2 separate regions of the Homo sapiens genome follow, and region 2 is linked to region 1. A link is an interaction called in ENCODE POLR2A ChIA-PET data of the cell type or tissue named here. Cell type or tissue: HepG2. All regions are shown on one strand. Links, peaks and the distances in the headings refer to the core of each region. The heading gives the core; the rest is flanking DNA.

The links. ChIA-PET counts read pairs that join two places held together with the same protein. Peaks named below come from ENCODE experiments on the same cell type or tissue, not always from the same donor. Only the 100,000 strongest peaks of a DNase experiment are listed, where the experiment ranks them.
Region 2: POLR2A ChIA-PET joins it to region 1 with 7 read pairs; 5 of 35 experiments call an interaction of 5 or more read pairs at or near these places.

The regions. Positions count from the first base shown.
Region 1 is chr9:6,362,407-6,367,784 of GRCh38, forward strand. No RefSeq gene overlaps it. Among named protein-coding and RNA genes, the nearest start is that of TPD52L3, 37 kb to the left of the region's middle. In HepG2, for the core only: no CTCF peak of the experiment used is centred there; no DNase peak of the experiment used is centred there.
Region 2 is chr9:6,527,430-6,532,807 of GRCh38, forward strand. GLDC (glycine decarboxylase) reads right to left here. Exons shown (of 25, transcript NM_000170.3): 25 at 5,038-5,378. Among named protein-coding and RNA genes, the nearest start is that of GLDC, 120 kb to the right of the region's middle. In HepG2, for the core only: no CTCF peak of the experiment used is centred there; a DNase peak (open chromatin) is centred at 3,222.

The sequences.
Region 1 (5,378 bases), core at 214-5,213:
TGTTAGGCACCTGCTTTAGGTGAGATTCTTGCATAGTCTCTAGGCAGGGGGAAGCAGTTATCCTTTAGCAAAGGGGAGCAGATGGATTGCATTGGCCCAGAAACTTCAGGTGAATTTTCAGTTCAGGATTCTTAGGTTTATTCATTCAGATAGCCTTATCCCAAGTCTGTGTGCCCTCTTCACCATCTGGGACCAGACTATAATATAGTATATTCATTGAAGCTGCAAATTTAATTTCCTTTACATCTCTACTGTCCTTATAATTAGAATCTGGATCTGATTTTCTATTTGTTCTACCCTGAGGCCCTACTGCTATTGAGACCTCTGGTTTTTAGAGGATCCCTTAAGTTCACAATTAGCTTTCCTGAGCCTACCATTCTCTTTTTATAAGACTGGCACTGACACCAAAATTAGCCACCCATACAGCCTTACAATTTTCCACATGCTGATCTCCCAATGCCTCTCCTTCTGCTTTGTATCTCCTCCCAATAAACCACAAGCAAAAGCTGCATAAATTGTGATCCCACTGCAAGAGGTTATTATGGCTCCACTTGCCACTAGCAATGGGGTCTCCATTGCCTTTAGTCAATAGGCAATTGAAATTCCATCCTGAGAGTTTGCTTTTTTGGGCAAACACTAGAATTCATTTGCTTAGCCTTAGTTCCCTAAAAAAAAAAAAAACAAAGCCTGAGGGAAAGCTTTTATGCTAATATTTTATTAGAGGGTGCAGGGAAGAAAGAGTGAGGGAAAAAGAGGAATAGCGCTGAGCGTGGCAGCTCATGCCTGTAATACCAGCACTTTGGGAGGCCAAGGCAGGAGGATCACTTGAGCCCAGCTTGGCAACAGAGTGAGACCCTGTCTATATAGAAAATTTAAAAATTGGCCAGGCGCAGTGGCTCATGCCTGTAATCCCAGCACTTTGGGAGGCCGAGGCAGGCAGATCACAATGTCAGGAGTTTCGAGACCAGCCTGGCCAACATAGTGAAACCCTGTCTCTACTAAAAATACAAAAAATTAGCTGGGCATGGTGGTGAGTGCCTGTAATCCCAGCTACTCGGAAGGCTGAGGCAGGAGAATCACTTGAACCCAAGAGGGAGAGGTTGAAGTGAGCAGAGATCACACTACTGCACTCCAGCCTGGGTGACAGTGCGAGACACCGTCTCAAAAAAAAAAAATTAGCTGGATATGGTAGCATGCACCTGTGGTCCTAGGTACTCAGGAGACTGAGGTGAGAGGATTGCCTGAGCCCATAAGTTTGAGGCTGCAGTGAGCTGTGCTCATGCCACTATGCTCCAGCCTAGGTGACAGACAGAGATGCCGTCTTTAAAAAAAAAAAAAAAAAAAAAAAAAAAAGGCTGGGTGTGATGGCTCACACCTGTAATCCCCACACTTTGGGAGGCTGAGGTGGGTGGATCACTTGAGGCCAGGAGTTTTAGACCAGCCTGCCCAACATGATGAGACCCTGTCTCTACTAAAAATACAAAAACTAGCTGGGCATGGTGGTGCATACCTGTAGTCCCAGCTGCTCGGGAGGCTGAGGCAGGATAATCACTTGATCCCAGGAGATAGAGGTTGCAGTGAGCTGAGATCCCACCACTGCACTCCAGCCTGGGCAACAGAGCAAGACTCTGTCTCAAAAAAAATAAAAATAAAAAATAGGCCAGGCATGGTGGCTCACGCCTGTAATCCCAGCACTTTGGGAGGCTGAGGCAGGTGGATCACCTAAGATCAGAGGTTCAAGACCAGCCTGGTCAACATGGTGAAACCCTGTCTCTACTAAAAATACAGAAATTAGCTGGGCGCAGTGGCAGTCACCTCCCAGCTACTTGGGAGGCTAAGGCAGGAGAATCACCTGAACCTGGGAGACAGGGGTTGCAGTGAGCACAGATCGTGCCACTGCACTCCAGCCTGGGCGACAGAGTGAGACTCTATCTCAAAAATAAATAAATAAATTAGTTAATTAATTAAACAGTAGGGCAGGGAAGGAGAAAGGGCAAACACAAAGGAGTGTATTACTAAGCTGACCACAGCTTTACAAGGCACGCAACTAATCGCTCAGTGTCATGGGATCTTTCAAGAAAGACCACATGAGTCCTGTGTCTTGAAATCATCTGTCAGGGAGAAGAAGGTGGACAATTTATCTGCTTCTCCTTTCTGACTCCTGTCTCTTTTTAGCCAAGTTTGCCCCACAGGGCATAATGCCTCAGTACTTCCGTGTTCTCTCTGGGCATCCCTTAGTTCCAGATGGATCAGATAGGGGTCTAAAGTTCCTGCCATTAGCAGCCAAGAACCATGGAACCCATAGGGTTAGACGGATCTGTAAAGGCACATAACCTAGCACAAGTGAGGGGAAAATGACATCTCACAACTAGAGCCATACAAACTTATAAAAACTGTCAAAGAGAAACCAACCTGGACACACTAGTTAAAGAAACTAAAGTCAGATTCTACTCAGTAATTACTGCAGTAGGGAAGACAGTCCAGTGTAATCAGAGCTCAACTTCAGTCCATGTAGAAGTCACTGGTGTTTTAAACAGAGAATGAGGGAGTAAGGAGGAGAAATGAGCTGGGGCTTGAGCAGTCAGGGAAGTGAGAAATTACAAAAAGTGGGTTGGTGGGTTGGTCAATGTGATTAAGCCATGTGGGTTTGCTAACTGGTGCTTATCTAAGTTAGGCTCCTACCCTCCCACAGAGACTAGGAGATTGTTCCCCTATCTTCAGGTGTTGACTGAAATAAATTCTTTTGGCAGCCTTGAGCTTTCCCAAGTAGAAACTTAAAAGGAAGGAGAGGGCTGCAGGTCATCCCAGGATAAGACCTTGAGCTACAAACTATGCTAGGGTTTGTTCGGTTCTCTTATTGTGTGTTTGGGTGGCAGGAGGCTGTGGGGGGAGGTGGGAAGGGAGATGAATGAAATCATTTATACTGAGTGTCTGCAACTCTTATAGGCCAAGGTTGAGGCTTAGTCAAAAAGAGCCCAAGTTTGGCCAAATAGAGTCTTTGTCAGGACATCCACGAACTAAGGGCTGTATAGTGTCTGATACATATCACTATTTGGCATCAGCCAATTCTCTTGTCTAGAATATTCCATACCATCATACAATACCATAGATGCAAAAGTGAGCCTTATAAAGCTAGTACCTTTACTGCCTTTCACTCATTTATTCATTCATTCATTCATTTACTTACTTATTACTTACTAACTTTCTTTGGCCTTTTATTTCAAGCATTTTTTAACTTCTGGAGAAATGATGATTATGTTCAATGAGATATATATAAGATAGCATCAATAAACATTAGTTCTCTTTTCTGTCAAACTTCACTAAGAGATCCTCTGATAACAACTCTTTGTTTTCCCAGGTGATTCTCTCAACAAATTTCCTGTTTAGTGGAGCCCTGGATTTTCTGACTCGTGTTCATGTATTTTGTCTCACACTTCTTTGAGTAGGCTAGGGCATTTAACAGTTCCCTGCCTGATTCACAGATGGAGTCAGGCCTTCTGTGACTCCTACTTTGGCCTTCTAGAGCCACAGATACTCTCTTCAGATTTCAACTCTGCCCAGACCCCTGGGCATTCTCTTGCTAACATTCATTGACTCTAGCAGGCCAGCCCTGGCTCTTCAGGCCGACTCAGTGTCCTAGGGCCCTGGTTTGGAAAGGAAAGTTCAAAAAACCTTCACCTCAGTAAGAAAAGCATCTTCCTTTGCAGCTGGGTACCATTCCCTCAACCTTTACAAAATAGCAAGAAAACCTGATAAATATCTCCCACTCTTCTCTGCAAAGCACTGGATAGCTACACTACAATTTAGTCAAGATGGATGAAGCTGCTGAACCTCTAAAGGAGTTAGTAAATTAGCTCTGGTTTTCCACTGTCCAAAGAGAAATGGGTGTTTGTTGTTATTGTTGTTGTTATTTAGGGGATAACAGGCATTACCTCCTACTTATTACAAATTCAGGTTTTAGCATTATTGACATTAGATATGTGACTTTTAGAAAACAAACTCCTGGGCCAGGTGTGGTAGCTGACGCTTGTAATCCCAGCACTTTCAGAGGCTGAGACAAGCAGATCCCTTGAGCCCAGGAGTTTGAGACCAGTCTGGGCAACATGGTGAAACCCTGTCCTACAAAAAACAGAAAAATTAGCCAGATGTGGTGGCATGTGCCTCTAATCCCAGCTACTTGGGAGGCTGAGGTGGGAGGATCACCTGACCCTGGAAGGTGGAGGTTGCAGTGAGCCAAGATCATGCCACTGCACTTCAGGCTGGGTGACAAAGTGAGACCCCATCATAAAGAGAAAGAGAAAGATAACAGCTACTTGGGAGGCTGAGGTGGGAGGATCACCTGACCCTGGAAGGTGGAGGTTGCAGTGAGCCAAGATCATGCCACTGCACTTCAGGCTGGGTGACAAAGTGAGACCCCATCATAAAGAGAAAGAGAAAGATAAAGAGAGAAGGAAGGAAGGGAGGGAGGGAGTAAGGGAGGGAGGGAGGGAAGGAGGGAGGGAGAACCTCAGTCTACCTGCTTTAGGTTTATTTAAATTCAGTTTAATGGCAAAGTGACTTTGTGTTAAAACTAAGAGGAGCTTGCTATTCAGAAATTGTTTAATATTATAGTCAAGAATCTAAATTAGCTGAGTTACCTCCAAATTCTAATCCAACTTTGTGAAAAACCTACATGGTGTGCCTCAGAGGATATACCTCTACTGCTAAGATGCATTTAGACTTTTCAAACCTCTAGCTTCAATTGTTTTAAGAAATCTAAACATGAGATTGTCAAAATCACTATCACCAGAAAACATGGGCCAAGAGAATTCTTTTCCTGAGAGTCATTTATCTAGAAACAATAGATTGGGAATAATAGTTTGGATAAAGAAACGGAATTAGCTAGATGGGTTACTTTGTTATTGTAACCAAATGATTAGAAGACTGTGGACAAATAAGAATCATAGTATCTCATCCTTGAGTTAAACATTTTTACTAACATCTACTTAAGAAATGCCTGGTGCGCTTTTTTGCAGACATTTTGGACTTGCCCCAAATCAGAATCTGTTAGTATGGCATGTCAAGAATCTACATATTTTTAACAAAGCTCTCTAAGTGATTCTTGTGAACACTAGTTTGAGAACCAGGGTAAAAGGAGACGAGCACCCTCATACACTGCTGCTAAGAGGGCAAATCAATAAAACTCTCCTGGAAGGCAGTTTAGTAGACACTCTCAAGCAACTCTAAGTTACCCGAGTCACCAGATAAACTGACACTCTTTTCCCTCTATAAAACCCACTGCTGGCCATGGCCCATCAAGTTCTTAATGGCAATAGGCTACTCTTTCATCTGCTCTTGAAATTGTGAATCATCTGCTAACTAAGGGTCAGTTTTGTGTG
Region 2 (5,378 bases), core at 172-5,171, 160 kb after region 1:
TGGTCTTCCAGCCCCTCAACCTGCCATCCTGGGATACTGTAATGATCCAGGGATGTTGCCACCAGCCCTACTCTCAGGGGCTGCTGCTCTCTGAACACAGTTTTCCTTATTTATTTATTGAGTTGGAGTCTCACTCTCTCATCCAGGCTGGAGTATAGTGGTGTGATCTCGGCTCACTGCAACCTCTGCCTCCCAGGTTCAAGCAATTCTCCTGCCTCAGCCTCCCAAGTAGCTGGGATTACAGGTGCCCATCACCACACCCAGCTAATTTTTGTATTTTTAGTAGAGATAGGATTTCACCATGTTGGCCAGGCTGGTCTGAAACTCCTGGCCTCAGGTGATCCGCCCACCTCAGCCTCCCAAAGTGCTGGGATTACAGGTGTGAGCCACCACACCTGGCCTTCTGAACACAATTTTCAACCTCTCAGACATTTTAATCCCTGGGATGTTCACTCCCTTCCCTATATCTTGTCTCAGATCTGGGCTCCCATGTGGTCCACTCAGTTCAGCAATCTTGCTGCCTAGTTGGTTGGGGAAGAGTGGAGGGTCAGGGAGAGACTTCTTTGACTCAGTGCTGGCAGGAGCAAGGAGCCAAGCAGATCAGAGCTCAAGGCCAAAGCGCCAGTCTGGGACTAACTGTAGGATCCCTGGCCAAAGCCAGGGAAAAGGGGGCTTTCTCTTAAAATGGTAAGACTTGCATAAAAGATGCAAGGTTAACTAAGACCAGCCTTATCCCTTAAAGGCCTAGAGTTATGGAAAGTTCCCTGAAATGTGAACAATGCAAGTTGAGAGGCAACCCTTTATCTGGATAAGGGGCATCAGGTTTCCAATGACAAAACTAGTGCCCCTCATTTAGAAAAAGGATTTAGGTGCCACTGCGGGGTGCATGAATCCATCTGAGACAAACAATTTAGAAGCTGAATCGTGAGCCCTTTTAGTGATTTGCAGGGCTCGCGACAGAACTGTTGGTCAGACGTTGGCCAGGGTTTGGGCTGTTTCCTGGAGCACGTAGGTCTCATGGGTTTTCAGATGGGGCCAGGGCTCTTGCTCTTTATCACACCAGGCTACCAGGTGAGGATTGCTCTCAGTGGCCTGTGGTGGGTCCCAGGTGGAAGTGGCTAGGGCCCAGGGCTGTGAGGATGCAGAGGGGATACCCAGTTCATAGGATGGGTGCGCATGATGGCCTCAGGCTCCCAGTCTTAAAACTGCTCCTCTCCACTCCCGCTGCTTCACTTGACTAAAAAAAACCACCTCTGCTCAAACATGCACAACATTGTGAATGTACTTAACTCATACATTGTTCCTGAGAATGGTTAAAGTGCTACATTTTGTATTATGTATATTTTTCCATGATATATATTATGTATATTTTGTATATTATGTATATTTTGTATATTATGTATATTATGTATATTTTCCATGATATATATTATGTATATGTATATATTATGTATATATGATATATATTATGTATATATACATATATTATGTATATATATACACAAATATATATTATGTATATTTTTCCATGATAAACAGAAAAATTTTAGGGGACACACTCTACACAAAGCCATTTCAGAGGCCCCATCTTCAAGCTCTGGCATTTTGTACATATCTTTAACAGAACTGCTCACAGCAGACATTGGAAATATGGGTTTCCATGGCAATGCGCCTCTTTGAGATCATTCAGTTTTTTGTTTTTTTGTTTTTTTTGAGATGGAGTCTGGCTGTGTCGCCAGGCTGGAGTGCATTGGCCGATCTCAGCTCACTGCAGCCTCGGCCTCCCAGGTTCAAGTGATTCTCCTGCCTCAGCCTCCTGAGTAGCTGGGATTACAGGCACGTGCTGCCACACTCAGCTAATTTTTATATTTTTAGTAGAGACAGGGTTTCTCTATGTTGGCCAGGCTGGTCTTGAACTCCTGACCTCAAGTGATCCACCCACCTCAGCCTCTCAAAGTACTGAGATGATAGGGGTGAGCCACTGTGCCCAGCCCACCATATTTCTTTTCTTTTTTCTTTTTTTTTTTTTTTTTGAGACAGAGTCTTGCTCTGTCACCCAGGCTGGAGTGCAGTGGAGTGATCTCGGCTCACTGCAAACTCTGCCTCCCGGGTTCAAGCGATTCTTGTGCCTCAGCCTCCTGAGTAGCTGGGATTACAGGCACACACCACCATGTCCGGCTAGTGTTTTGTATTTTTAGTAGAGACGAGGTTTCACCATGTTGGCCAGGTTGGTCTTGAACTCCTGAGTTCAGGCAATCCACGGGCCTCGGCCTCCCAAAGTGCTGGGATTACAGGCATGAATCACCACACCCGACCCATATTTCTTTTTATTTGTTGAACACATACTACTTGGAAGGCCCCGGCTCAGCACTGAGAATCCAACAATGGGTAAAATACGGTCTCTGCTAGAGAGACCAAAACAAAGAGACAAAAACTGAGTGAACATTAAAAAATTAATTGTGGGCCGGGCGCGGTGGCTCATGCCTGTAATCCCAGCATTTTGGGAGGCCGAGGCGGGCGAATCACGAGGTCAGGAGATCGAGACCATCCTGGCTAACATGGTGAAACCCGCCTTTACTAAAAATACAAAAAATTAGCCAGGCGTGGTGGTGGGCGCCTGTAGTCCCAGCAACTCAGGAGGCTGAGGCAGGAGAATGGTGTGAACCCGGCAGGTGGAGCTTGCAGTGAGCCGAGATCGTGCCACTGCACTCCAGCCTGGGCAAAAGAGCAAGACTCTGTTAAAAAAAAAAAAAAAAAAATTACCAGTTGTGCCCAGGGTACAGGAGGAAACAAACCAAGGGGCAAGATAGAAGATAACAGAGAAAGCCTATTTCATGGGGATATGAAGAAGGTATTTTTGAAATGATGAAATACAGAAAATGGCTAGGATGAAATACAGAGAATGACTAGTAAAGCAAGGTGACTGGGGACAGGGCTTCAAGGGGCAGTGCCTTTCAGGATAAGATCCGGGGCAGGGAAAGACTGGCACAAGTGTTAGGTAACACATGAGCAATTAATAGTGAAGGACAAGTGATTCACTTGACTCTTAATCGCCTATGTTTGGCTCTGCTATGTTCTGGGGGCAAGTAATGGATAATAGCCATGGAAACAACCTTGGCACTCAACTACAAACACTGTGTAAAGTAAGTAGAAAAGAATTGCTGTTTGCTTCCATTATTTACTGTCATACACTTGTCCTTCCTAGGAAGGGGCCGTCCCAGGGCCTGATGGCTAGCTTGCACTAAGCAGGGTTTCCAACTCAGGAAGGGCAGAGTCCCCAGGTCTGCAGTTGCCATGGCAGCAGGGTATCCTGTTTTGGCTGATAGGTACTGGAGCCAGTAAGGCTGGGTCCAAATTCTGCCCCTCCCTCTTACTGGCTGGTAGTGGGACTTTAGGCATCTCTTCATACCCTTCCCCACATGTGTAAGAGTGGAACATTGTGAGGGTCAAATGAGGTAGTATTTCAAACACTTAAAAGAATACCAAGCTGGGCATGGTGACTCACGCCTGTAATCCCAGCACTTTGAGAGGCTGAGGTCAGGAGTTGGAGGCCTGAGGTTAGGAGTTCGAGACCAGCCTGGCCAACATGGCAAAACCCCGTATCTACTAAAAGTACACAAATTAGCTGGGCCTCGTGGTGGGCACCTGTAATCCCAGCTACTCAGGAGACTGAGGCAGGAGAATCACTTGAACCTGGGAGGTAGAGGTTGCAGTGAGCCGAGATTGCACCAATGCACTCCAGCCTGGGTGACAAGAATGAGACTCTGTCTCAAAAAAAAAAAAAAAAAAAAAAAAAATTGCCTGATACCTGAGATGCACTATTTAATAGATATCATTTAATTATTGTGTAAAAAAGGAACCGTGAATCCCATCACTTCTGTACTGCTTTGTTAGGCTAAAGTAAATTGTTGTATAAACTTTTTAAATATAAAAATAAGTGGAATACTTGCAGATAATTCAATAGAGCACCCAGATCACTAGCATTAAAGCCTAGGGATACTAAGTAATGTTGGAGGAAGCAGCCATGCAAGAAACCAAGTAGTCATGATTAGAGCATTTGCTACTTCTAAGGCAAAGTCATTTGTGGCAGGCATGCTAGTTGCCAACCTAAAACCCATTCTCCCCACCTTTTTAAAAATTAACATACTCCTGATTTTGTTTGGGGCAGTCACATGCCCAGGTAACAGACTTCCCCACACTTTCTTGTAGCTGGGAGTGAGATTTGAACCAATTTTGGCCAGCTGCAGCAGTTACTGAGTGGAACATATTCGAAAACATTTCAAAAGAAGCAGATTTGGGTGGAAGCTGCCTTTTGCTCTTCTTTTTTTTTTTTTTTTGAGACAAGGTCTCACTCTGTTGCCCAGGCTGGAGTGCAGTGGTGCAATCTCAGCTCACTGCAACCTCTGCCTCCCAGGTTCAAGCAATTCTCCCACCTCAGCCTCCCAAGTAGCTGGGACTACAGGTATGCACCACCATGCCCGGCTAATTTTTTGTATTTTTAGTAGAGATGGGGTTTCACCATGTTGGCCAGGCTGGTCTCCAACTCCTGACCTCAGGTGATCCTCCCGCCTCAGCCTCCCAAAGTGCTGGGATTACAGGCATGAGCCACCGCGCCTGGCCTTTGCTCTTCCCTTTTAATCCTAACTAGAATGGGTATGTCAGACGCCTGGAAATGCAACAGCCTTCTTGAGACCATGCGGATGAAAATTTTATGCAAAGGAGGGCAGAGCGGGAAAACTGAAGGAGCACCAGTGCTTGGCTTATTACCTCTGGACTTAAATGAGAAAAGATAAATTGCTATTTGATTGACCTTCCATAGCTGGAGTACAGTTACATGCACTCTAACTCAGTTCCAACAAAAAGGGTCAAAGTGGTTTTCACTGTTGACCAAGACAACTGTTTCTTCAGCCAGTCGAAGGCAAAACTGATGATGTAACAATGGCTATTGGGTTGGGTGTTCTCATTGCCCTTCAGCTCCCACTGAATCTAGGTTGTAACGGTGGTAAAACTATAAAGTACACCAAGAGAAAGGCATTCTTCCGATCAAGATGCTTTTATTAGAATACTAATAAATGCAGATTAAAAAAAAAAAAACCTCACACAGAAAAAGAGGAGAACACTCAGAAATGTGATTACAGATTAGGCATATTAGAGGAAAAAGAGTTCTTCAGGGTATACAAAATGTAAACATTTGCCCTGGGATTTCCCACAGATGGCACAGTCCACATGGACTCTTTTGGAACAAAAAAATGTCTATTAAGTCTCCAGGATAGCCTCTATGACATCTGCAAACTTGCCACATTAAAAGTTAAAGTTCCTAAAACTTTCTACGCAAAACACAAAATGGCTCCCAATCCAGGCAACTGGCACATGTGGAA